Regions from separate parts of the Homo sapiens genome. Here regions 1, 2, 4, 5 and 6 are each linked to region 3. The links are chromatin loops, found by intact Hi-C in ENCODE. Cell type or tissue: heart left ventricle. All regions are shown on one strand.

Region 1 (4,000 bases), 79 kb after region 3:
GCAGCTTCACTCATAATCGCCCAAGCCCAGATTCCCTTCAGCAAGCAGGTGAAAGGATAAATCAACTGTGGCGCACCTAGGCGGTGGAATATTACTCACCACTAAAGAGAAAGAGGCCACAGGCTGTGCAGAGACCTGGAGGACAGTTAAATGCCCATGGCTGAGTGACAGGCTGCACAGAGAAAGGATGCACAGTGTGCAACTCCAGCTCTACGACCACATGACCAAGCGCCGGTGAAAAGATCAATGGTTGCTGGAGGCTGGGGAAGGAGGGATGAATGGGTGGAGCTCAGGGGATCTTTAGGACTCTGAAAGCACTCTGTATGAAACTGTAACAGTGGTTACCCGTCACTACGCATTCATCTAAACCCATAGAACACGCACCGCCCAGCGTGAGCCTGGGTGTGTGGTGGAAGCTGCGTGATCCTGAGCCCAGGTGTGCAGATACAGCCTGAATGATCCTGAGCCCGCGTGCGCAGGTGGAGGCTGCATGATCCTGAGCCCGCGTGTGCAGGTGGAGGCTGTGTGATCCTGAGCCTGCGTGTGCAGGTGGAGGCTGCATGATCCTGAGCCCGGCTGTGCGGTGAAGGCTGCGTGATCCTGAGTCCGGGTGTGCGGATACAGCCCGCGTGACCCTGAGCCCGGGTGTGCGGATATAGCCCACGTGACCCTGAGCCTGGGTGTGCAGGTGGAGGCTGCATAATCTTGAGCCCAGGTGTGCAGGTGGAGGCTGCATGACCCTGAGCCCGGGTGTGTGGATACAGCCCACGTGACCCTGAGCCCAGGTGTGCGGATACAGCCTGCGTGACCCTGAGCCCAGGTGTGTGGACAGAGCCTGCGTGACCCTGAGCCCAGGTGTGTGGACAGAGCCTGCGTGACCCTGAGCCCGGGTGTGTGGATACAGCCTGCGTGACCCTGAGCCCAGGTGTGTGGATACAGCCTGCGTGACCCTGAGCCCAGGTGTGCGGATACAGCCTGCGTGACCCTGAGCCCAGGTGTGTGGATACAGCCTGCGTGACCCTGAGCCCGGGTGTGTGGATACAGGCTGCGTGATCCTGAGCCCAGGTGTGCAGGTGGAGGCCGTGTGATCCTGAGCCCGGGTGTGTGGATACAGCCTGCGTGATCCTGAGCCCGGGTGTGTGGATACAGCCTGCGTGACCCTGAGCCCGGGTGTGTGGATACAGCCTGTGTGATCCTGAGCCCGGGTGTGTGGATACAGCCTGCGTGATCCTGAGCCCAGGTGTGCGGATACAGCCTGTGTGACCCTGAGCCCGGGTGTGTGGATACAGGCTGCGTGATCCTGAGCCCAGGTGTGAGGTGGAGGCCGTGTGATCCTGAGCCCGGGTGTGTGGATACAGCCTGCGTGACCCTGAGCCCAGGTGTGCGGATACAGCCTGCGTGACCCTGAGCCCGGGTGTGTGGACAGAGCCTGCGTGATCCTGAGCCCGGGTGTGTGGACAGAGCCTGCGTGATCCTGATGAGTCGATGTGGGGCGGCTGACTGCAGCTCGTGCACCACAGTGGAGGGGGGCACTGACGGGGTCAGGGGAAGCTGTGTGGTGGGAGGTGCTCAGAGTCTACAGGAACTCTCTGCCGATCCATTTTGCTGTGAACCTAAAATGCTCTAAAAATTACAAGTCTTTTTTTTTTTTTTAAATTCCTTTCTATATGATTCCCACTGTATGAAGCAGAAAACCAAGTGAAGCCAGTGGGCAGCAGGTGCTTTCTGAGCTGCTGCAGGCCTGACTCATGTGGATTTGTCAGGTGGTTCATGGAAGGTCAGCACATTTCATGCACTTTACTATGCGTGCTATACTAGGAAAAACAGACCAAGAGAACAGAAAAAGAATTTCCCTGAGAAACGCGTCCCAAACGAAAGGCTCATCAGGTCAATGAAGAGAGCCCCACCTAGCGGCATTTCAGAACCGTCGCTTCAGAACATCAAAGAAATCATCCCAAAAGGCCTGAGATTTTAAAAACAGAGATCAAAACACACTGGCATTCAACGTCTCTTGCTGGTGGACCCGGAGCAGATGCTCCCCACATTCCATGGGGTGCCTGTCTCAACCCCTTGGCAACCATCCCAGGGGGAAGGGGCAGGAGTTTCTCTCTCCCAGACCCTTTCTCTAAATACAGTCTCAGCGTGTCCCCAGCAAACCAAAGGAGGGGCCTGTGACCTCGCAGGGTGCACGGAGGCAAGCAGAGGAGACAGAGTCCTCGCAGAACATGACTGTCGCTGCGGGCAGGAAGGGTGGCCCGTGAGTTTATTTCCATCTTTGCAGTTTTCTAAGAAAGGCAATCAAGACTTCACCAAAACAGTAACAGTCGGAAGCTACATTCACAGATTTCCACCAAACCTGGCAGGCTGGGTGGCGGGCGGGAGTGGAGGCCGTGGGCCAAGCTTGCAGCGGGACCAGGGCTGATATGAAAACTTCAACCAAGGCGGTATGGGGAGAACAAAGGAGAATAAACAAAATTTAAACAAACATAACCCATGATAAATCAATCAATCAAAATAAAGGGTTTTTTAAAAGTAAGATAAATACAGCCAGGTGTAGTGGCTCACACCTCTAATTCAAGCACTTTGGGAGGCCAAGGCGGGTGGATCACCTGAGGTCAGGAGTTCGAGATAAGCCTGGCCAACATGGCAAAACCACGTCTCTACTAAAAATACAAAAATTAGCCGGGCGTGATGGTGGGCACTTGTAACTCCAGCTACTCGGGAGGCTGAGGCAGGAGAGTAGCTTGAACCCAGGAGGCGGAGGTTGCAGTGAGCCCAGATCGCGCCACTGCACTCCAGCCTGGGTGACAGAGCGAGACTCCATCTCAAAAAACAAACAAACAAACAAAAGGTAAGATAAATACGAAATACAAAATAAGAGGCAGGAAGAGCCCAAAGCATCAGAAATGTGCCAGTTATAATGGGCCAAAATCCCCTCTTGTGTCTCCAGAAGTATTTGAAAAATACGTTAGGATCTGCCTCACAGACATGCTCCCAGGACACTCGACAGCAAGGAGGTACGGCGGGCCCAGCCAGCCAAGGCAGAGGAGGACATCACTGCCACAGCAGGGGGCCTGACTGGCAGCAAAAGGGACGACTCCGGCGAAAAGTCAGCAGGAAACAGGACAGGGGCTGGACCAATGGCCTCCCTCAGCCCCACACCCCACCCAGGCAGGAGCGGTGCCTGGCCCGGGGCAGGCGGGTGGGAGAGCTCACTGAGTGGGCAGCAGGGCATGGCCCCTGATGCTGCAGGTACCCAGGCTGCAGCTGCAGAACCTCAGGTGGGAACCCAGGTACAAAGATCAGCATAGGGTCCCCCAGAACCACCCATCCCCAGTAAGACTCAAGAGGGGTGGGGGCCCCGCAGCTTCCCCCACACAGTGAGTGGGGTCCACGGGGCCTCCTGGGCCTGCAGGTCACAACCTTCACTGACACTCACCCCTAATTAGGGAGCATGTATGTTCCAATTTTCATTTCTTTCTTGAACCAAAGGTATTTAAAAGGCTTTTGAAAAGGTAAGATGAGCCATTTCTCTTTCTCTGTTGTTGGTTTCCAATCCTATTGCAATGCACGCGTCTGCACCGACACTACTCTTTGCAATTTGTATAGGTCTGAGGCACGACCAACTCTAGTAAAGATACCGCGAGTTTTTGGGAAAATACAGACTACATTCTCTGTGGAGAACAAAGCTCTTCACATGGAGAAAATCTTGAAGTCAGTAGAAGAAAAAAAGGAGATAGCCTAGTGGCACCACAAGCAATGGGCAGAGCTGGGCCCCAACCCAGGCAGCCTGAGGTCAGGAGGGCCCCTGGGCAGCGCAGCCCCAGCCCCCACCTGGAGGAACTGTAAACGTGTGTGCCAGGAAGCCCTGAAACAGACAAAACAAAAAACTGACAAAACTGTGGGTAGGACAGGACGGATCCAGTCACTGTGCCAGGTCTTCATGCACACTCTCGGTGGCAGACACAGAGAACCAGCCAGTGGAGAGGAAGAGGGATGT
Region 2 (4,000 bases), 49 kb before region 3:
TGTAGAACCGCGGGGAGGGGGCAGAGCTGGCAGCCAGGCCCCCAGCTTTCCACAAGCACTCCTCCCCAAGCCCACAGGTTCCCAAGCTGGGGGTCAGGGGCCCACCACACAGGACGCCAGAGGGATGGGGCCTGACCGGCTCCCCAGGGAACCAGTCCCTGCCTGGCCAGAATTTGGGTGGCCAGCCCCCCACGTACCCTTCTCACAGTTCCTGCCCGAGTAGCCGTCAGGGCAGGTGCAGCGGTACTGGTCAGGCTCGGCGTTGATGCACGTGCCTCCGTTGGTGCAGGGGTGGTGGCTGCCACAGTAGTTCAGGTCTGGGGGCAGGGGTGGGATGCTCAGGGGAAAAGCCGGCCCCCCGCTCCCCCACAACCCACACTTCGATGGCAGAGCATTAGGCCTGCCGCCCCCTACCACTACCTTTGTCACAGAGCAGGCCGCCCCAGTTGGTCTCACAGTTGCACTGCCAGGGCTCCACACAACTGCCATGCACGCAGCCGGGGTAGGGGACACACTCATCGCAGAACCTCCCTTGCCAGCCGTAGCTGCACCTGGGGGAAGGAGGAGGGGCGCAAGACCCAGTGAGCTGTGGTGCCTGAAAGGGTGGCAGGGGAGCCAGGCACAGTCACCCACGCCACACCCAGGGCCGGCGGGCGGCCTCAGGCCTTTGAACTGGAGCAGCCCCAGCCAGGCAGGGGTTGCAGCCCTGCCGGCCAGCCCCACTGTCACGGGCATTCCCGGCCGCTGGCTGCCGACGGTCAGCCCCAGCTGTCCCGTCACTCCTCCCTGAGCTATTTTGGGATTCACCCGTGAGCTGGGCCCCGAGAGCAGGCACCAGGAAAGGAAGGCCCTGCCGGGACCCCGGGGATGAGAATGCCGGCTCGGACTCACAAGGTGCTGCCAGGGCCGGGAGGCACCAGGGGCTGGGTAGGCCAGCGGGCAGCAGGGGAGCACTCCTGGCTCTGCCTCGGCCATGTGGCCCTGGGCACAGCACGTGCCCTCGCCCCCACCTCAAAGGCAGTCATTTCGCTCGCTCCCAGTAAAGTCCCACAAGGTACCCATCTCACAGATGGGGCTACTGAGGCCCACAGGCTGGCCTGGGCCAGCCCTGCCCAGGGTAGTTCCTGATTCTGCAGGAGCTCCAGCTGCACCCCCAGCTGCACCCCCCAGGACACAACCACCAGGACTCGCCCTGCCCCAGGCTATCGGCCAACGTCCTGTCTTGGGAGTCCCCCAGGAGAGGGCAGGTGGCCAGGGTAGAACATGGCCTGACTTGAGGGTGCCTCCGTCAGGGGAGAGAGCCTGCAACGACCCCAAGGCTCAGCAGGCTGCCATCCAGGCCCTGCCGGGACTCCCGGGGGGCCCTTCCTAGAACTCTCCGGTCCTGCAGGACGGGAATGTCATCCAGGCCACGTCACTTCCACACCGGCACCCGCCACACTTTATTTTTGTAAAAGGAAAGAACCACGGCCCTTCCTGAGCCGCCCTCAAGCCACACAGCCAGCACCGAAGGCCTATCAGCCCAGTTCAGCTGCCACAAATGGGGAAACTGAGGCCGGGAAGAACGTGTCTCCAGTATCCAGCCCAGCATGCACAGTGGTCCGCGTGGGTGGCCTCACATCCCGCCTAGAATCCCTCCTCCACAGACACAGAGACCCAGGCTCAGGGCGGGGCTGTGACACACCTTGGGTCATCGGCCAGAGAGCGGCCACAGCCGGGCTCAGAGCCCAGACCTCGTGGGTCCCAAGGGCGTGCTCTCGACCCTGGGCAGGGCAGCCCACACCAGGCCCCCACCTCCTGGTTTCCCCAGCCAGCAGCCCCAGGGCCCTGGAGAGGCGGCGGCAGGAAGGCATGGCCATCTCCGCAGCATCCGGTGGGGGGGCGTCCTGCACTGGAACCTGAGCCGAGGCTGTCAGCAACAGCTGGGCCTCCCCGACAGGGCCAGCAAGAGGGGCAGGCGGAGCTCACCTACTGCCCCCACCCACCAGGCCCCCCAGACTCCGGCTCATCTTCCTGCGGGTAAAGGGCAGGGATGGCCAACTTCTCTGCTGCCTTCCTCCAGCCTTGGTGTGACATTCAAGCTGCCAGCCAGCAGCCATCCAGGGAGGGTGGCACTGCCATCCAGGTTGTGTGATGCACACTGGGCCAGGCGAGGGTGAGTGGGGCCGACTCCCGTAGATCTACATCTACATCTGCCCAGACCAGGTCCACCTTGTTGCACTTTCTGAGCTGACTTGGGACTCGCTCAACCTGCCGGGAATCCCTGTGTGTGCAAGTGACCGGGTGGGCGGCCCCAGCCCTGCTTGCCTCCCCGCTCTGGGACTGGCCGGGAAAGCTCCTCACTGTACCCTCCAGGCCACTCAACCGTGGGGCCTGTGGAAGGGTCACCCACCTCCCCACCTTGGCTCCCAACTCAGCTGGTTCCCAAACTCCCCGACTCCTCTCCAAAACGCCACGCTGTGTGACCCTGGGGAAATCAGTAGGCTCTCTGTGCCCCAGTGTCCTCGTCCCATGGAGGCAAACCCACTCCACAGAGGGAGGTCCTGGGACCCCTGCAATCCAAGGCTGGCTGGAGGGCGGTGCTCACCTCCACCTGCTGTCTCTCCACCCGCTCGCGCCCCTCTCTCGGGCTCCCCAGCTTGCTCACGCACAGTGAGCGCCACGGCTCGAAGCCCGTGCCCACCCCAGACCCTGGGCCCCAGCCCCTCTGGTTGCCCTGCTGACTTCTCTGCTCCACTCTAGGGCAAAGCTGCCAGCCCCCCTGGCTGGATCCCCCACACTCTGGTCTGGGTCCAGAGGCCTCCACCATCTGGACTTGGCTGTAAGACCCCGGACACTCCCTTGTGGAGGCCCTTGCTGACTCCTCATCCATCCGCCCTGACCTGTGGCAGCCGGGACTTGCTCCTTGGCCTCCCTCCTCTCTGCCTTCCCCACTTTCCCGTCACCGCCTGAATGCCACCCCCCACAGGCCCCGCGTGGCGCAGGCCAGGCCTCTCCCACGAGCTTTCTGGGTGTCTCCAGGGACAGGGCAGGCATCGCCTCTCCACATCCAGCTAACCCCGGCCCCGCCTGCTCCTCTGTGGCATTCCTCCTGCCACCATGGCTCTGCTACTCAGCAGCTTGGGGTTCTCCCTGACTCCACACCCTTCCTGCTTGATCAAATCCATCCACAAACCCCTGGGCTCCACCCCAGGATGTCTGCAGGACCCGTGCGCCTCTCCCCCTTCCACTGACCCCCTCCCCATCCCGCTGGCCCCTCCCCCACCACCCCCACATGCCCCACAGCGGCCTCCCCCTCACAGCCTCCCGTCTGGTGCTTCCCCACTCAACAGCTACCACAGCCCTTCCACCCACCTTGCCCAGCTACAAACCTGCCAGCAGCCCCTTCCTCTGTCCCTGGTCCTGCAGGCCTCAGCTCCCACCACTGGTCTGCTCTGCCGCCCCTCGCCTGCTGGTGTCACTTGCCGGCCGCTCGCCGCCCACCCCCTCCCCATGGGCAGGGTTACCGTGTCCTCTGCCCATGCCCCATCTCTGGGTGGCTTGCAGCCTCCGGGTCTCTGCCCCTCGGTGACGTGACTGTCCAGCCAGCCTCCCCAGTCTCTCCTCACTGTCCTCACATGGCTGCCGCCATCAGACACATCCCATGCTCAGACACGCACCTACTGCACTAAGGAGCCTCCCGAGCTCAGGGCCCGGCTCTCACAGCTGTGTGCCCAACCTCCAGCCAGCTCCGGGCGACTCCTGACAGCAAGGCTGTGTGTGCCAGTGAGGACGTGAGGGCAAAGGTTGGGAGGGCAAAGACGGGCCGGCGGCACACTCACCTGCACTCCCCAGGCACGGTGCATCCCCCGTGGAGCAAATTACACCCTTGTTTACACACAGCTGCGAACAGAGAGGAGCGAGAGGCACAGCTGCAGCCAGCCTGGCCGCAAGGCCTGTGCCCGGGGCCCTGCCCGAGGCCCTCCCTGCCCTCCACGCAGCCCAGCGGCCCCCTCACCTT
Region 3 (4,000 bases):
ACGCATTTTCCAGAACCCCACGTGCAGCTGGAGGGAATGCTCCGGTCAGGGATTTGTGGGAGGGGAAGTCCGAAGGGGTGAGGCCTGGAGGGTGGGCTGTGTGGGGATGGCAGCCACTCCCCATCCTCCGGGCGCCGCGGGGGCAGAGCACAGAGACAGAAGCTCGAACATCGTCTCCATGCTGGGTACATGTCTCCCAGCATGTGTGTTCCTGGACCCCAGGCAGGCGAGGCTGTGGCCTGCAGGTGCTGACCCTAGCTCAGCCTCAGCCCACAGTGCCGCCTCCACCTGCCAGGTTCTGTGGCACCTGCAGTCCGGCCCTGCACTGCCGCCCAGGACCCCCACAGCGGCCAACTCAGCTCAATGGGTGGGTGGTCAAGGCTGGAGCAGAGCCATGGGGGCCAGCCCCCGAGGTGTGCTGGCGGCCGGGTTAGGCTGGGGTCATTTTCCCAGGCTCCACCAAGGCGGGTACCTGGCAGACAACGTTATTGTCCACAGGGAGGCAGCAATGACTCAGTCGGGCTGGTGCAGAGGCCCCCGGCCGCAAAGGAAAGGAGGGTCCCCACATCGTCTGGCAGAGTGGGCACTGCCTCCCCTGGGCAGGTGTGACTGGGCCTTCTGCCCGGCCTCCTATCCCAATCTCAGTCCAGCTAGGGCCTCCTGGGCCTCTGTGGTCCCAGCTTTGCTGTTAAGTGGGTACATGTAACGCTCCCTCCCTGCCTGTCAGCGGGCCTGAGCTGCGGGCACTTCCCCAATCGAGGCCCCCCGGACTGCTCAGGAGTGCCCCGACCCCAGCTGTGGCTCCTCCCTGTCCAGGGTGAGCTGGGGTGTCAGTCCTGGGGGCATCAGTGATGGAACAGAGTCGGGTTGAGGTCAGGGTTGGGTCCCCCAGCCTAGCGCCCCTGACTTCACAGTTCCAGCCGTGCTCATTGTGTGGGGACAATGGCTTCCTGAGCCAGGTTCCTCTCCGGGCAGGAAAACCACACAGAACCTCCTCTTTGCCTCCGCCCACGGCCCCTTTGAAGGGCCTGGGCCAGCCTCAGGCACTGACTGCAGCCTTGGGGCCTGCCCCCGGCGCCACCTCTTACCAGCCTAGCCCAGGCCCCGGTCTCCCCAGGGACCTGCCAGTCCTCCAGACACGTAGTACAGGCTGCAGGGACAGTTACTGACGGCCCAGGAAGCCGCCGGCCAGAACCATGCAGGCAGTGGGCTCAACACAGCATCAGAGCTTGGAAGGACGCAGAGTCCTGGGCCCGGACTCCGTACAGGCTGGAGACGGAGGCAACCGACCCCCCTCGGTGCCTCCCAAGAGGCCAGGGTACATCTGCAGGGTGGCTGAGCCCTGTGGGGGCGGACAGCCAAGGGACCCTGGAGGGTGTTGGCCCTGGAGCAGGCGCACCTAGGCTGGAGAGGGCAGAGGGTCCTGGCACTCAAGGCCTGAGAAGGGCCATCTGTCCTCACACAAGACAGGGGACTCGAAGCGGGGCTGCCTCAGGGCGTGTGCATGCCCTGCTTCCCCAGATGGTCCTGGGATGCCCCTGGAGATGCAGAAATTGGGGACCAGTCCTGCAGGGGAAGGCAGGATTGAGGGCTTTCTAGAGTCACAGGTGGCAGGTGGGTCTGGCAGAGCTCTGCACTCTGAGGCCTCCAGCCGTCTGTTCACCTTGCTGGTGAAGGTCTTAGACCCCAGGCAGAGGAGGCTGGGATGTTCAGGCCTGGGGTGTGTCCAGGGCCCCACTAAGGTCTCTGGTGCCAGGACTGGGACAGGGACTGGGATGCTGCAGGGGCAGGTAATCTCCTGAAGCCCCCAAGGCTCAGGGTTACTTTTCCTCCGAGCCTGTCTCCACCGTCTTGGCCAAGGGGTCCTCAGACCCTGAAAGGGAAGGACCGAGGAGGAAGGCGAGAAGGCCTTGCTGTGTGGGGTTGGGGGCCACCAGCCAGGCAGGGCTCCAAGATTCAACAAAGACCTGATACAACAATTAAGAACATAAAGGCATCTTCGTGGCCTCCGGATTCACCAGATGGGGTGCAAGGTGGGCTTCATCACCCGGGAAAAGGCCAAGTGTCCCAAGAACATAAATGTCCGCTTCCAGATGGTGCCGCCCGTGGCCGCCAGGGGGCGGGCCAGCCGAGTCTCCCGGACACACTGGGCAGGCCGGTCCCGCAGGAGCCTGGATCCCGGGTGCCCATCCCTCAGCGGGTCCACGTCAGCCTGCTGTGTCTCGCTACCACCTCCAAGCTCCATGGGAGAACCACAGGGCGGCCCCCACCCACCATCACCCAGCTGTGGGGGCTGGGAAGGGCGTGCTCCACACTCCTTTGCCCGACTCCCTCAAACCAGGGGAGCGGGTGGCAGTCCCTGGTGGCAGACTCAGACTCTAGACAGTGACAAAAGAGCCCCCATTTCTGGCCCCAGGCCCAGCAGCTCCTCATGCAGCAGCCCCTGCCCCACCTGGAACAGGACCAGAGAGCAGCAGCAGGCCTAGAAGAGGGCTTCTGTCAGTGTCTTGGAGGACACTGGGGGACAGACGGTGGAAAGAGGGGCTGGGAGGTGGAGGGAGGGGATGGGGGGGAGGTGAAGGGAGGGGTGGGGGATGGGGAGCAGGAGGCAGAGGGAGGGGTGGGGGCATCCTCAGGGGCTGCCCGGCATCTGCCCTCGCAGAACCTCTCATTCAGTGAGAGACCCTGCAGGTGTCCCTTGCTGCCCCAGTAATGCTCAGCCCAGGCCCAGGATTCCTGACCCACCCTGGCTGGGCTGACCAGGGGCCTGTTTGGCAGAGGGGCAGACGTGGGCAACAGAAGGCACCTGGGGGTTGGGGGAGCCTGGGACTGTCTGCTGTCCCCTATTCCAGGGGCCTGGGCAGTGGGGGGGTCACGCTGGAGTGCTCACCCAGCCTGGCGCTGCCTCACTCCCCGAACTGCCAGGAAGCTCACCTCACTCCCCACTCTGTGGCCGAGGGATGGAGCAGGTGCCAGGTCACACAGCACTGGTGTGGGCTGGGTGACCATCAGGTGCTGGAGTTACCAGACACAAGCCCCCAGACCATCCCTCCCCGCTGCATCTGTGGGGAGTGGCTGCAGGGGCAGGCCTGGTGACTCCTGGGCCCTGTCACAGTGCCCCTGTGAGGAGAAACTACCATGAGCATCCCCAGCCAGGTGCGGTGGCTCACACCTGCAGTTCCAGCTACTCTGGGGGCCGAGGCAGGAGGATCGCTGGAGCCCAGGGATTTAAGGCCAGCCTGGGCAACATAGCATGACTCAATCTCAAAAAGAAATTTAAAAATTAGAAAGATCACCCACAGGCCCACAAGTGTCCGAGGGCTCAGCCACCATGTGGGTGTGGACTGCGGCCAGTTGTCTGCCCCAACCGGGCCCGACACCCTGAGCTGGTCCAGAGGCTCCCGGCCCTCAGCATCTGTGCATCCAGGTGTGGGTCTGGGTACACACGCTCAAGCCCGTGCACATGGTGGTGGGATGGGTGCGAGCAGACGTGTGTGCGGATGAATGTGTGTACGTGTACACGCGTACTGGGTGTGCATGAATAGCGGCCATGTAGGAGGGTGTGGTGTGCATGGAAGGGCACTCACAGGTGTGCACAGGCACACGTACGTAAGGGCATTATGCATTTCTCTGTGGATGGTCACATGCCTGCACACGTGTGCCCCTGAGGCTGCCAGCTCCGTCCTCTCTCTGGCTGGCTGACTCTAGCTCAGCAGCCAGCAGCCAGCAGCCAGCAGCCCACGTGGCCCTCAGCCCCTGCCCTGCCCTCCCCTCTGGCATGCGGGCAAAGGTGACTTGGACTTGGCAGAGGGCAGGAAACTCCAGGAAAGCTCTGTGGCTGCATGAGTGGGCCGAACCCGCCCACTATGCCCCACCTGAAATTGGGCAGGACATGCGCGCTTCCTGCCCACTGGCCCTGAGCGGTATGTGCTGAGCTGGGGTAGGTGGGTGAACAGAGGGGCCTGGCTGGCCTTGGGTCCTGGCCCTTGGTCCCACAAAG
Region 4 (4,000 bases), 65 kb after region 3:
AAATACATTGGTGTTTGATAAAATTCAGTATTTTTCATGACAAAAACTCTTGGAAAATTAGAAAGCAAGGTAACATCCTCAAGCTGATAAAGAGTCCTATACACAAAAGTCTACCGCAGATACATAGAGCGAAGGGCAGAAAACACCCCTCCCAGGACAGGAGAGAGCCAGGCACATCTCCCTCCCCAGGACCATGCTGAGTCCTCGGCATACAAAAGGCAGGACAAACAGATGAGAGGTGTGTGGGTTAGAAAGGAAGAACCAAGGCTGGGCGGGGGGTTCACACCTAGAATCCCAGCACTTTGGGAGACTGAGGGAGGCAGATCACTTGAGCTCAGAAGTTTGAGACCAGCTTGGACAATACAGCAAAACCCCGTCGCCACAAAAAGTACAAAAATTAGCCAGGGGTGGTGGTGTATGCCTGTAGTCCAGCTACACGGGAGGCTGAGGTGGGAGGATCGCTTGAGCCTGGGAGGCAGAAGCTGCAGTGAGCCAAGACTGCGCCACTGCACTCCAGCCTGGGTGATCAAGTGAGATCCTGTCTCATGAAAAAAATGAAAAGAAAGAAGCAGAACTGGCATTATGAGCAGCAGACACAGTTGTGTGCATTAAAGGAGAGACTCCAAAACTCAAACAGTAAGATCGACAATTGAATTTGGTAGGAATGATGTATTAATAATGTCAACATACAAAACTCAGCTAAACCTCTGCTACGCCAGCAACAAGACACCACCGACAAGGGGCCCACATGGGCCCACGCTGGGTGTGCCGGTGTTTCCAGGTCAGCCTTTCGGAAGTCTGAAATGGCAACTTTTTTTTTTTTTTGAGACGGGGCTCACTCTATTGCCTAGGCTGGAGTGTAGTGGTGCGATCATGGCTCACTGCAGCCTCGACCTCCTGGGTTCAAGCGATCCTCCCACCTCAGCCTCCCCAGTAGGTGAGACCACAGGTACACACCACCAGCTGGATTTTTTTTTTTGTTTTCTTTTTCTTTTGTAGAGACGGGGTTTCACCATGTTGCCCAAGCTGGTCTCAAACTCCTGGACTCAAGCAATCCTCCTGCCTGGGCCTCCCAAAGTGATGGGATTTACAGGCGTGAGCCACTGTGCCTGACCTGAAATGCCAACGTCTTCATGCCTAATGATGTGTGCACCATTTGATTCCCTCATCAGCCATCCTAATACCTTCTTCTGACCACTTAAACTGTTATAAATGCCCTGTCCTTGAGAAGGCAGCAGAGGGAGAGGAGCAGGAACAAGGGGGCCTGGTGGCAGAAGGAGGTGCTGGCCAGAACAGGGGGGCAGAGAAGTGTGGGCTCTGAAAGCCCATCCCAGACCCCAGAATGGAATAAGCTGAATGCACATGGCCCCTGCTGACCTGAACGGACGGTTCTGCAGCCTGAGAGAGGAGCTGGGTCTGAAGGGAGTGTGGCGGCTGGCGGCAGAGGCCTTGCTCCCACGCGTGGCCAGGCACGCCATGGAGGCTGAGGCTGGCAGGCCATGGAAGCTGGGCATGCTCTTTGCAGACCTACGTGGGGACAGGTGATGGCACCATCCACAGTGCTGGCCCCAGGGCTCTGACGCCCTCTAGGGCTCACCAGCCTGTCACCATCCCAAGATGCCCTCTCACATGCAGGCCTAGGGCAGCCTGGCTGGACAGGAACAAATGTCAAAGACCCACAAACCAGCTGTGGGCAAAAGCTGCAATAACAAGTCGAGACACACAGCCAGGAAAAGCACACTGGCCACAAACTACCTGCTCGACAATGGCAGAGGTGCTCATTCCAGCTGAGTCTCTGCCCGGCATGTCCAGGTCCCGTGTCTCAGCCCTGCTGCCCACGCAGCCTCCCTGGGCTGGGAGCCAGGAGCAGACTCAGGCCTAGGGTCAGCCGGGCCTTGCCAGACTCAGTGGGACTCAGCAGCACCCCGTTCCTCCTCCAGGAATCCGGGACTGGCTGTGTCAGCCACCAGGCTACGGGGCCAAGAGAGGAGGTGTGTGTGCACAGCCCCCGGCACTTTCGGGGTGATAGTGGACACACCTGAGGATCGGGCAACAATGAAGGGTGGGCAGAAGGAGGAATAAGCTTGGATGTTCTTAAATCAAGCCCTTGTTCCTTCTGAGAGAGGATTTCTTGTATCCAGCCCTGGGCTCAGGGCACTGGTCCCACCCATGGGCTGGACGATACGATAGGAGGATCCTGGGGGGCCTCTCCTGGGGTGGGGGCCATGCACCCCACAACGTAAGCTCACTGCACAGGACCCTCCACGTCCTGCTGACGGCAGGGTGGAGGTGGGGTGGTGGGTGCTGTTGCGCCCTGGCTAAAGGTGGCGAGTCCAGAAGGTGACGGGAGCTGTGCAGGCAGCAGGGCTGGGCCAAGCAGCCCTGTCTCGGAGAAGAGAGCCTGGCTGCACACACCCTCTCCTGGGTGGATTTTCTGTGGAAGGGAAGTGGGTGGAGCTATTGAGGAAACTGAGGCAGCACATGAGCCCAGCCAGCCAGCTGGGGCTGCAGGAGGCGAGGACAGTGGCCAGAGCCAATGCAGGTCAGCAGGGAGGGAGAAGGCACAGGGGCAGGAGAAAACAAGGAGGGCGGTGAGAGACGGAGACGTGTCCAGGATGGGTCTGGGGGCTCTGGCTGGCAGGCCTAGGGCACGGTGCTGCCCGCAACCTGAAGGGAGGGCAGAGCGGGACATGCTACACCTGGCCTGACCCACTTCCCTCTAAAGTGCCGGCAAAGCAGGGGTGGGCTGGGAAGTGAGGGCTACAGCTACCCGAGACCAGCCCGAAGCATCCTCTGAGGATGCTGAAGGGAGCCCCACCAGGCCACCAGCAGCCAGAGGGGATAGAGTGCGGCCTCCCGTGAGCACAGTCCTGTTCCAAGCTGTCTTGTCCTTAGCAGCTTTATAAGGTACAAGTTTGTGCCACAAACCTGCCTGTTCACAGTGCACCGGGCAGTGGGTTTTCGTAAATCCCCAGAGCTGAGCAACCACCACCAGGATCTAATTTTAGAATGCGTGGGGGACACGGGGTGGCTTCCTGGATGCTGCCACTGTGAGCACTGTGCGTGAGCCTCGGTGGGGACACAGGTACTCTTTTCCCTTGGGCACACACTTAGTAGGAGGATCGCTGGAGCGTGTGGGAACTTTGTGGCTAAAGGTGGTCCTGCCAGACTCAGAGGCAGCCCCGGCAGTGCCACAGGACTGCTCTCCGTCCTGCCTGTCATCACCCCATGAAGGCCCATGTCCCAGGGCATCTGTCCCCCCCACAGGAGGCCCAGTGAGGCAGCAGCATGGACGTGGTTCCACCCCACCTTGCTGACGCTGGGGTCCCAGTGCCGGCCTGCACCCTAGGCCCTGCTCCACAGCAGTCCCCACACAGCTCCTACAAACACAAGGGAGGCAGGGCCATGGGCTGACCCTGGGCTCTGCTCAGCTTCTCGCTCAGGACCTTGGTCTGCTTCTAAGAGAGCAGGATCGGAGCAGGCCTCTCAGTGGGACCCCAGGGTGGAGCCGGGGCAAGCAGACAGCAGGCGGGGCGGGCAGGGACGCGGGCGTGGGCTCTGTCTCTCGCCCTGCAGTGGGCTGCCTGGGCACTCTGCATCATCCCTGTCCCTAAAGGCACACGTGTGCTTTAAACACTTTTACGCAGAAATGACAAATTTCAAAATGTTGAAAGGACTTTTTTTTTTTTTTTTTGAGACGGAGTCTCACTCTGTAGCCCAGGCTGGAGTGCAGTGGCGCGATCTCGGCTCACTGCAAGCTCCGCCTCCCGGGTTCCCGCCATTCTCCTGCCTCAGCCTCCCGAGTAGCTGGGACTACAGGAGCCTGCCACCACGCCCGGCTAATTTTTTTTGTATTTTTAGTACAGACGGGGTTTCATGGTGTTAGACAGGATGGTCTCGATCTCCTGACCTCGTGATCCGCCCACCTAGGCCTCCCAAAGTGCTGGGATTACAGGCGTGAGCCACCATGCCCAGCCCAAATTTCAAAATGTTAAAAGGA
Region 5 (4,000 bases), 53 kb after region 3:
ATACAGTGTGTCTAGGTGTGACTCACGCATGTCATGTATGAGTGCCCCAGCCCCTGTGCTGGGTTCCTGCCAGGCCCCTGCATCTTGATCGTCCTGATCCCACCATCTCTCTTTAAGCCACAGCAGAACCATGATCTGCTGCTGGCCTCTGCCTGCCCACCTCAAACTCCACACCCCCCAACCTTGTGTCCCAGAGACACAGGGATCAATGAGACCTGAACACTGCAAGTGAGGAATCTCCAAAGGGCCTTTACATGGAAACTCACGTTTAAAAAGCCATGTGTGCAAAACGCGTGCAGTTTTTTTGTTTTAGTTTGTTTGTTTTTGAGACGGAGTCTTGCTCTGTCGCCCAGGCTGGAGTGCAGTGGTGCAATCTCTGCTCACTGCAAGCTCTGCCTCCCGGGTTCACGTCATTCTCCTGCCTCAGCCTCCTGAGTAGTCAGGACTACAGGCGCCCACCACCACGCCCAGCTAATTTTTTTGTGTTTTTAGTAGAGATGGAGTTTCACCGCGTTAGACAGGATGGTCTCGATCTCCAGACCTCCTGATCTGCCCGCCTCGGCCTCCCAAAGTGCTGGGATTACAGGAGTGAGCCACCGCACCTGGCCGCAGTTTTTTGTTTGTTTTCTTGAGACAGAGTTTCACTCTTGTTGCCCAGGCTGGAGTGCAATGGCGCAATCGTGACTCACTGCAACCTCCACCTCAAGGGTTCAAGCGATTCTCCTGTCTCACCCTCCTAAGTAGCTGGGATTATAGGCATCCGCCACAACGCTCAGCTAATTTTTGTATTTTTAGTAGAGACGGGGTTTCACCATGTTGGCCAGGCTGGTCTTGAACTCCTGACCTCAGGTGATCTGCCTGCCTCAGCCTCCCAAAGTGCGGGGATTACAGGTGTGAGCCACCGCGCCCGGCCTAAATACATGCAGTTCTTTACAGAGTTGCTACCATGTATGAGGACCATTTATTGGAAATTCTCTTGCTAACAGTCTAACTGTGGCTGCTCCTTGAGGGCAGGTCAGGGTGGGGCACAGCCAGCTGCCCCCCCCATCTCTCTTCCTGGGCAGCAGGTGGATTCTGCCTGCAGACTGCCCTCGTGGGTGTCTGATGAGCTGTGTGCCCAGGCCAGTGAACAACCTGGGTCTGCCCTAAGGCAGGGATCAAGAGGGAGACTCCATGAGCTCGCCATGGGACCATCTGAGTCCCCAGGAGCCTGACCACTTCCGGAGCAGCTGCCCTGGCCCTGGCCCTCATACTCATCTTCCCTGGGAAGTCGTGGGGTTGGAACCAGGGTCATGTGGTTTTGCCCTGCACTGAGCAGAGAGCATCTGAAATGTGGACTTGCTGGATTATCACAATTCCAGCAGACTATTTTTAGCTTGACCACAAAATGTTTCAGCAGTAGCTTCTGAGTTGCCATTTATAAAGACAGCTGGGAGGACAAGGACCCCAGATGCCACCTGACACGGGCAGAAGCCTAACTGTGGGCTGCTGCCAAAGGCGGAAAGCCCTTGAGGACCAGAGGTGGCAGCACAGCCTGTGGGTGCCCAGAACCCCTGTGGGCACCTGGATCTGGACAGAGCTCCCTTTGAGGAGTGAAATCTACATGAATTCTGCACTGTGGTCACAACTGTTTTCAATATTTCTGAGTCCTCAGCAGCATGGTCACCAAGGACCTGTGGTGCAGCCCCCAGCACCGTCCCTGCAGAGCCTCGGTGCCCCCACCCTGTATCCTGTCTGCACAGGGGTCCCTGGGGTTGGTCTTTCCACTCTGTCACTTTGTTCAGTCATGTGGAAAGAGAGATGTAACTGAAAGTGCTTTCTGTGGTACCCAGAAAGTGAGTGTCTCCAAACAGACTGTAATATAAGATTTTTCTACAATTTAAAATGCATGCAAGAGGCCAGGTATGGTTGTTCATGCCTGTGACCCCAGTACTTAGGGAGGCCTTGGTGGGAGGGTTGCTTGAGCTCAGGAGTTCAAGAGCAGCCTGGGCAACATAGCAAGACCCCGTCTCTACTAAAAATACAAAATAGCCGAGCATGGTGGTGGGCACCTGTGGTCCCAGCTACTTGGGAGGCTGAGGTGGGAGGATTGCTTGAGCCCAGGAGGCAGAGGTTGCAGTAAGCTGAGATCACGCCACTGCACTCCAGCCTGGGTGACAGAGCGAGACTCCATCTCATAAATAAATAAATAAATAAAATGCAAGGTCAAAAGAAATAATCTCCTATACCAAACTAGGTACTCACAAAAAAATTTTTTAATTGAAAATAATCTCCTTTGTGTAGGACAAAAGTTCACTGTTCACCCAGGCCTAGCTAACACCCAACCGTGCCCAGCATTGGCAGGTGCCCTCCTGCCATGGAGACCCACACTCCCACAAGTCTCGGACTGTGACCCCCATGTCATGAAGGCCCCTCATCCTACAGACCAAAACTTCCTGACTGGGCAGGCAGCACAGACCGGCCACTGAGATGCGTGGAGGCACCTGGGGTACACCCCGGTCACAACCCTGGTCACAACCCCCAGGTCACAACCCCAGGTGGGGAAAGATGCAGGACGGAGGCTGTCTACCTGGAGCAGGTCGCTGAGGTCCAGGAGCATGTCTGCAGCAGGAGTCAAGGATCCTGTCGAGTGGCTGCAAGCTCAGGTTACTCGCCCACCTTCAAATGGGCAGGACCGCAGGACTGCACCTGCAGGGAGCTGGAGTCGCCCCTCCAAATATAAGCTCCACCTTTGATCAGGAAGGAAAGGTGGTATGGAAGCGAGGCGCGGCACGCTCAGGCCTCACCAGAACCTCCCAGCCCCAGGCACAAGTGAGACTTCTGTGAACCCAGTACCAGGACAAGGGACTGCAAGGAACCTGGAGCCGGGTCGGGGGAACCAGAAACGGTGGGGGCTTCCATCTGATCCTGGAGAAAGCGTGCACCCCCACACACCCGCCTGCCCAGTCAGGTGCCCACCATATGGTGGATCTGCTGCCCACACACAGCACAGAAGAGACAGTGGCACTCATGCTCCATCCCAAGGGCACTTGCTGAGCACCTATCAGGCGTCAGGCAGGCAGTCCTCCCGAGAGACAGAAAACTAGACCTGGGGCCCCCTTGGTGAGTGGTGAGCCTGCAGGCGCCACTGGGGGCTGCGCTCGAGAGACAGGTGTGGGGACCCCGCACAGGACCTGTCTTCGCTCAGATGAACAAACAGGACCAAGAATGTGTCCTAAGTGATTCAAAACTCACATGGATACATAAGTTATCAAACACAAGTCACTGGTTAATACACTCTGCCAGACAGCTGAAGTGCACATCTCCCATGGGCCCACTGTAGCTTCGAGAAGTCACTAAGGACACCTCCTGGAGCTGGATCAGGAGTCCAGAGCAGGGGTCCAAAGGAAGATCCCCGGGACCAGAGCAGCAAAGCCCCACCACGCAAGAACCTCGCAAGCAATCAGATGGTTAGGACGCCAGCCCACTCATCCACGCCCTGGGCTGGAGGCCCCTGACCTCTCTTGCAACTCCATGCAGAACAGCAAGGCCTCCCACCCTAAGAAGGTGCCAGGGCTGGGTACAGGGGCATTCCGACACAGAGCAGAACCCCCAGGACGGCTGGGACGTGAGCGGTGAGGCCCGTGAACAAAGGTGCATCTGAAGGCAGGCAGTCCCAGAGGGCCGAGACAACGGGCAGGACCGACTGCAGCACAGCCAACAGCCTCACAAGAGGCACTATGAGAAGACCGGCGGCAGGGGTGGGGCCAGTGACATCAAAGGAAACCAAAGGAAAGCAGTAAGAACTACCTGGGGAAACGCCCGTGACAGCCAACACACACCAACGGGAAAAGTGAACGAGGCCAGAAGGCTACACCCTGTGTGACTCCAAGCATACACCTTCCGGAAAAGGCAAAACTATGGAGACAGCATTAGGTCAGTGGCCACCAAGGGCTGGGGAAAGGCAGGGTGGGTGGGCCGAGAGGAGGGTTCCAGGACGCTGCAGCTCTGCACCACTCCG
Region 6 (4,000 bases), 150 kb after region 3:
AGCGGGCAGCCCATGCCATCTCCGGGAGCCCGGGGGGCTGGGAATGACAGGATGCTCCTGGGTCCAGTCCTGTCCCGCACAAGGGAGGCAGGCCCGGCCTTCTGGGATGTGGAGGTCACATGCATGGGGCCTTCCCAGGGCAGAGCTGCCCTCGAGTCACCTCACAGTGATGGACGGGCCCCAAGCACCTGGAGCCAGGGCTTCCCTGCTGCACTCAGCACCCACTTCCTGCCCACTTTTTGTGGGGTGGAGGGCGTCGGTGGGAGAGGGGAGCAGGGCACTCTGGGAGGCGAGGGCCTAGCCAGAACTCCCAGCCCCTGGTGCCAGGGCCTCTCTCCTGACCCTAGTGGGTCCTGTGACCTCTCGAAGGCTTTGAACAAGTAGCGGTTCCAGAGGGGTCATGCTGGTGTCTTCCCCATGCCTGGCCCAGGCCCCGCCCCCTCCTTGGGGTAGAGCTGCCATGACCCTTGCAGCATGGCCTTTGCCCAGTGGCCCAGACAGGGAGGTGTCCCCGCCAACTGTCAGGGCCACCCCTGCCCTTTCAGGGTCATACGGTTCCAGGTGTGTGGCCTGTATAGGGCCACCGCCAGCGGGCTCTCCCTAGCCGGCACCACTCATGGGCAAGTCTCACCCATGTCCTCAGCATACAGGAGTGTCCTTCTGTGTGGCCGTCCAGCGTGACAGGGTGGGGTCTCAGTGGCTGTTGTGCTCCTGACCCCAGCCCATCAGCTCCTCGAGGATGGGGCCCTGCCCTTGGAGCCCATGTCCAAGGCCCCACACAGGTCCCTGCAGCTGGCCGGATTCTTGACACCTGCTGTGGCTCTGACACGGGGTCTCCGGGTCTCCCCGACCTGCAGAGTAGCACCTGAGCCTCGGCCAGTGTGGCTGAGGTCACCAGCCAAGCACTGGGTCTTGAGTGCGAGGAGGCCTGAGGCTTGTTGTCTGTCCCAGTCAATTGCCACTATGTGAAACCTACTGCATCTTAAATAAACGTCTGGAGAAACCCTTTTCCTCGCTGAACATGCTCGTGGATTAGCAGCAGCCTACATCTGCGGCGTGTGCTGGTGGCCAGGTTCCCCGGGTGGTGGGGCCTTGCCCCAGGAACTTCCAGGAGCGTGTGGCTAATAGCAGGACCCCAAGAACTTCCAGGAGTGCGTGGCTAATGCAGGACCCGGAGAACTTCCAGGAGAGCGTGGCTAATAGCAGGACCCCGAGAACTTCCAGGAGAGCGTGGCTAATGCAGGACCCCGAGAACTTCCAGGAGAGCGTGGCTAATAGCAGGACCCCGAGAACTTCCGGGAGCGCGTGGCTAATAGCAGGACCCCGAGAACTTCCGGGAGCGCGTGGCTAATAGCAGGACCCCAAGAACTTCCAGGAGTGCGTGGCTGATAGCAGGATGGAAGCGTCTCTCCGCCTGTCCTGCCCATGGGTGTGGCCATGCCCAGGGTGCCCAGTACCTGCTGCAGTCTGGCTGCGGGTCGTCCCTGGGGAACAGGGAGCTCTCTGTGGGCCATTGCCACCAGGCCGTGAGGCTGTGTCTGGACCTCTTGGCTTGGGGGGCAGGGGTCAGGGTCTCATTGGGTCTTCAGAGCAATGCAGAAAGGCATGAAGGCAAGAGTCGACCCCTCACTGACTTCTGAGTCTGGTGCTGTTGACCTCTAACCTCTGGCATGGGGCCCCACCCCACACTGACCCTGTTCCTTGGCCCCATTCCTTCCTCTGCCTGTCTCTGGTCCTGCCCCAGCCTGTGTCTTGACCGAGAGCTTGGCCCCAGGGCCCCTCAGAGCCCCACCTCTCCAGCCCCTCTGTGTAGCGCATGGACTGGCTGCCCATGCCCTCCCTGCCCACCCCAGCTCAGCAGCCACGTGGCCCTTGGCCTCCCTTGATCACCCCAGCTCCTCATCTGCTTCTCTTGGGGTGTCCTCTCCGCCCAGGCCCCCTGTGGGGGAAGCAGCCAGCCTGGCCCCGCAGCCCCACCTGCCCCTCAGCCTTCTCTGGCGTGCACCTTCGCCTCACTGGCTGGTGGCACACACTGTCCTTTTCCCGACACAGCTGGGTCCCTGCAGGTCCTCTGAGGGGGGAATGCTAAGAGGGACCCGACGCAGAGCACATTTGCAGGGAAACATCTCTGAAGGGTCAAGGGGAGGAGCAGGGAGAGTCCAGACCACAACGCAGGGGCAGCTGGGGAGAGGAGAGGGGACAGGAGGGCTGGCCGAGGAGAGCCGCGCTGCCTCTTGCCACGCTGCACGTGAGGCCCCAGCACAAGGGGAGGACCAGAGTCCGCCATGGACGTCTCATGGAGCCCGAGTACGGCCATGCGGGCCGCCCGCACCTGTCCTGAGGCCCCGCTGCTCCCACCCGAACCTGGGCTGGCCCCGGGCTCCCGTTGTCTGTCCTGGACCCCCGCCCGCCCTCCAGCCACCTGGCACCTCTCATCCACTGTGTCCCGCGCGCCGGCCTCCGGGAACCTTGTGCCTGGGACCCCGCAGCGGCTGCTTGTTTCTCGGGGCACGAGGTCCCCAAGCTCATCCTTGTTGGGATGGTCCCATTTAAAACAGCACTGCGATAAGCACGTTCAATCCATTAGGAATCTATTTTGATATAAAGTTTGCGGTTGGGGTCCTGTTGTCTTTCACGCAAATGACTCGTTATCCATTTAGCAGGTGCGTGTGATGTCTCCTGCTGGCCTGAAGCTCACTGGGTATGAACTGTGTTTTCAGGTGCTCATGCATTTCCTGCACCTACATCTAGGCTTCTACTACCCTCATTTTTGTGACAGCATCTCCGTATTTTAAGTATTGTATCTCTGTATGTTTTACTTTCTGAGAGGACCAGTCAGGCCTGATCATTCTTCTTTTTAGAAAATGCTTTAGGCCAGGTGCAGTGGCTCATGCCTAATCCCAGCACTGTGGGAGGCCGAGGAGGGTGGATTGCTTGAACTCAGGAGTTGGAGACCAGTCTGGGCAACATGACTAATCCTTGTCTCTTAACAAAATACAAAAATTATTGTATATTTTTTTGTGGTGGTACATGCCTGTAGTCCCAGGTGCTAGGGAGGCTGAGGCTGGAGGATTGCCTGAGCCTAGGAGGTCAAGGCTGTAGTGAGTTGAGATCGAGCCACTGCCCCACAGCCTGGGTGACAGAGACCCTGTCTCAAAAAATAAAAACAAAAAATAAAAAAATGCTTTAAGCCAAGCATGGAGGCACATGCCTGTAAGGCTGAGCTACTTAGGAGGCTGAGGCAGGAGGATTGCTTGAGCCCGGGAGCTCAAGTCCAGCCTGAGCAACACAGCGAGACCTGTCTCTCAAAACCAAAACCAGAAGAGGCTTGGTGCCTCCAGATTTGTTCTGCCAGACAGACTTGGGCAGCGCAGTCAGGTGCTGCTGCACCTGGCCGTGGAATCTGTTTTGTGATCGCGTTAACTTCAGCAGGAGCCGCTCCTGGTTTCTCTCTCATGTCTTAGGGCAGATTCCTGGAGGTGGAACCTGTGGGCCGAAGGGTCTCCATGTTTTTAAGGTTCTTGGGAAAGATGCCAGGGCACCTCTGAGAATTACCCCAGCCTGTGCCTACCACCCCCAGACTGCAGGGCTGCAATCCTGCCAGTTTTAGAGTGCAGGAGTCACGGTGTCTTTGCCTGGTTTCCTGCTGATATGCAGTCCTTTGAGCTAGAACAGGTCTTGCTTAATCACAGGGCTCCAAACGAATCCTGCGGTCCCATGAGATTGTGCTGCCCCCCAGTGGACAAGTGGAGACAGACCTGGCCCTGACCTTCTCCTTGCAGGTGAGTCTTTCACCAGTGGTGACGACACCCTCATCACTGTCCCCTGGGGAGACGGGCCCCCCTCATCACTGTCCCCTGGGGAGACGGGCCCCCCTCATCACTGTCCCCTGGGGTGATGGGCCCCCCTCATCAGTGTCCCCTGGGGAGACGGGCACGCCTCATCACCGTCCCCTGGGGAGACGGGCACCCCTCATCACCGTCCCCTGGGGCGACGGGCC

Evidence for each region. Peaks named below come from ENCODE experiments on the same cell type or tissue, not always from the same donor. Only the 100,000 strongest peaks of a DNase experiment are listed, where the experiment ranks them.
Region 1: it touches region 3 in a loop (5-fold over the local background); 72 of 110 quality-filtered maps call a loop at or near these places.
Region 2: it touches region 3 in a loop (3-fold over the local background); 10 of 110 quality-filtered maps call a loop at or near these places.
Region 4: a loop joins it to region 3, with 5 times the contacts of the local background. A loop is called at or near these places in 20 of 110 quality-filtered maps.
Region 5: it touches region 3 in a loop (4-fold over the local background); 25 of 110 quality-filtered maps call a loop at or near these places.
Region 6: a loop joins it to region 3, with 7 times the contacts of the local background. A loop is called at or near these places in 100 of 110 quality-filtered maps.

Annotation. Positions count from the first base shown.
Region 1 is chr14:105,280,106-105,284,105 of GRCh38, forward strand. All of the region lies in intron 2 of BRF1 (BRF1 general transcription factor IIIB subunit), which reads right to left. Among named protein-coding and RNA genes, the nearest start is that of BRF1, 19 kb to the right of the region's middle. RefSeq lists an enhancer at 2,922-3,463. In heart left ventricle, CTCF peaks have their summits at 1,919 (motif pointing left) and 2,124; no DNase peak of the experiment used is centred here.
Region 2 is chr14:105,151,741-105,155,740 of GRCh38, forward strand. JAG2 (jagged canonical Notch ligand 2) reads right to left here. Exons shown (of 26, transcript NM_002226.5): 4 at 3,998-4,000; 5 at 3,822-3,882; 6 at 421-551; 7 at 198-317. Among named protein-coding and RNA genes, the nearest start is that of MIR6765, 2.9 kb to the left of the region's middle. RefSeq lists an enhancer at 3,251-3,849. In heart left ventricle, no CTCF peak of the experiment used is centred here; DNase peaks (open chromatin) are centred at 221, 681, 1,351, 1,791 and 1 weaker place; H3K27ac peaks cover 2,618 bases.
Region 3 is chr14:105,201,043-105,205,042 of GRCh38, forward strand. No RefSeq gene overlaps it. Among named protein-coding and RNA genes, the nearest start is that of NUDT14, 22 kb to the left of the region's middle. In heart left ventricle, CTCF peaks have their summits at 490 (motif pointing right) and 2,110 (motif pointing right); DNase peaks (open chromatin) are centred at 1,085, 2,149 and 3,716; H3K27ac peaks cover 2,569 bases.
Region 4 is chr14:105,266,498-105,270,497 of GRCh38, forward strand. All of the region lies in intron 3 of BRF1 (BRF1 general transcription factor IIIB subunit), which reads right to left. Among named protein-coding and RNA genes, the nearest start is that of BTBD6, 20 kb to the left of the region's middle. In heart left ventricle, a CTCF peak has its summit at 1,602; a DNase peak (open chromatin) is centred at 1,880.
Region 5 is chr14:105,253,949-105,257,948 of GRCh38, forward strand. It overlaps BRF1 (BRF1 general transcription factor IIIB subunit), which reads right to left. Exons shown (of 18, transcript NM_001519.4): 4 at 2,570-2,601. Among named protein-coding and RNA genes, the nearest start is that of BTBD6, 7.4 kb to the left of the region's middle. In heart left ventricle, a CTCF peak has its summit at 1,506; no DNase peak of the experiment used is centred here; H3K27ac peaks cover 875 bases.
Region 6 is chr14:105,348,686-105,352,685 of GRCh38, forward strand. PACS2 (phosphofurin acidic cluster sorting protein 2) reads left to right here. Exons shown (of 25, transcript NM_001100913.3): 3 at 3,693-3,782. Among named protein-coding and RNA genes, the nearest start is that of PACS2, 36 kb to the left of the region's middle. In heart left ventricle, CTCF peaks have their summits at 3,743 (motif pointing left) and 3,943; DNase peaks (open chromatin) are centred at 496, 1,506, 2,136, 3,726 and 3 weaker places.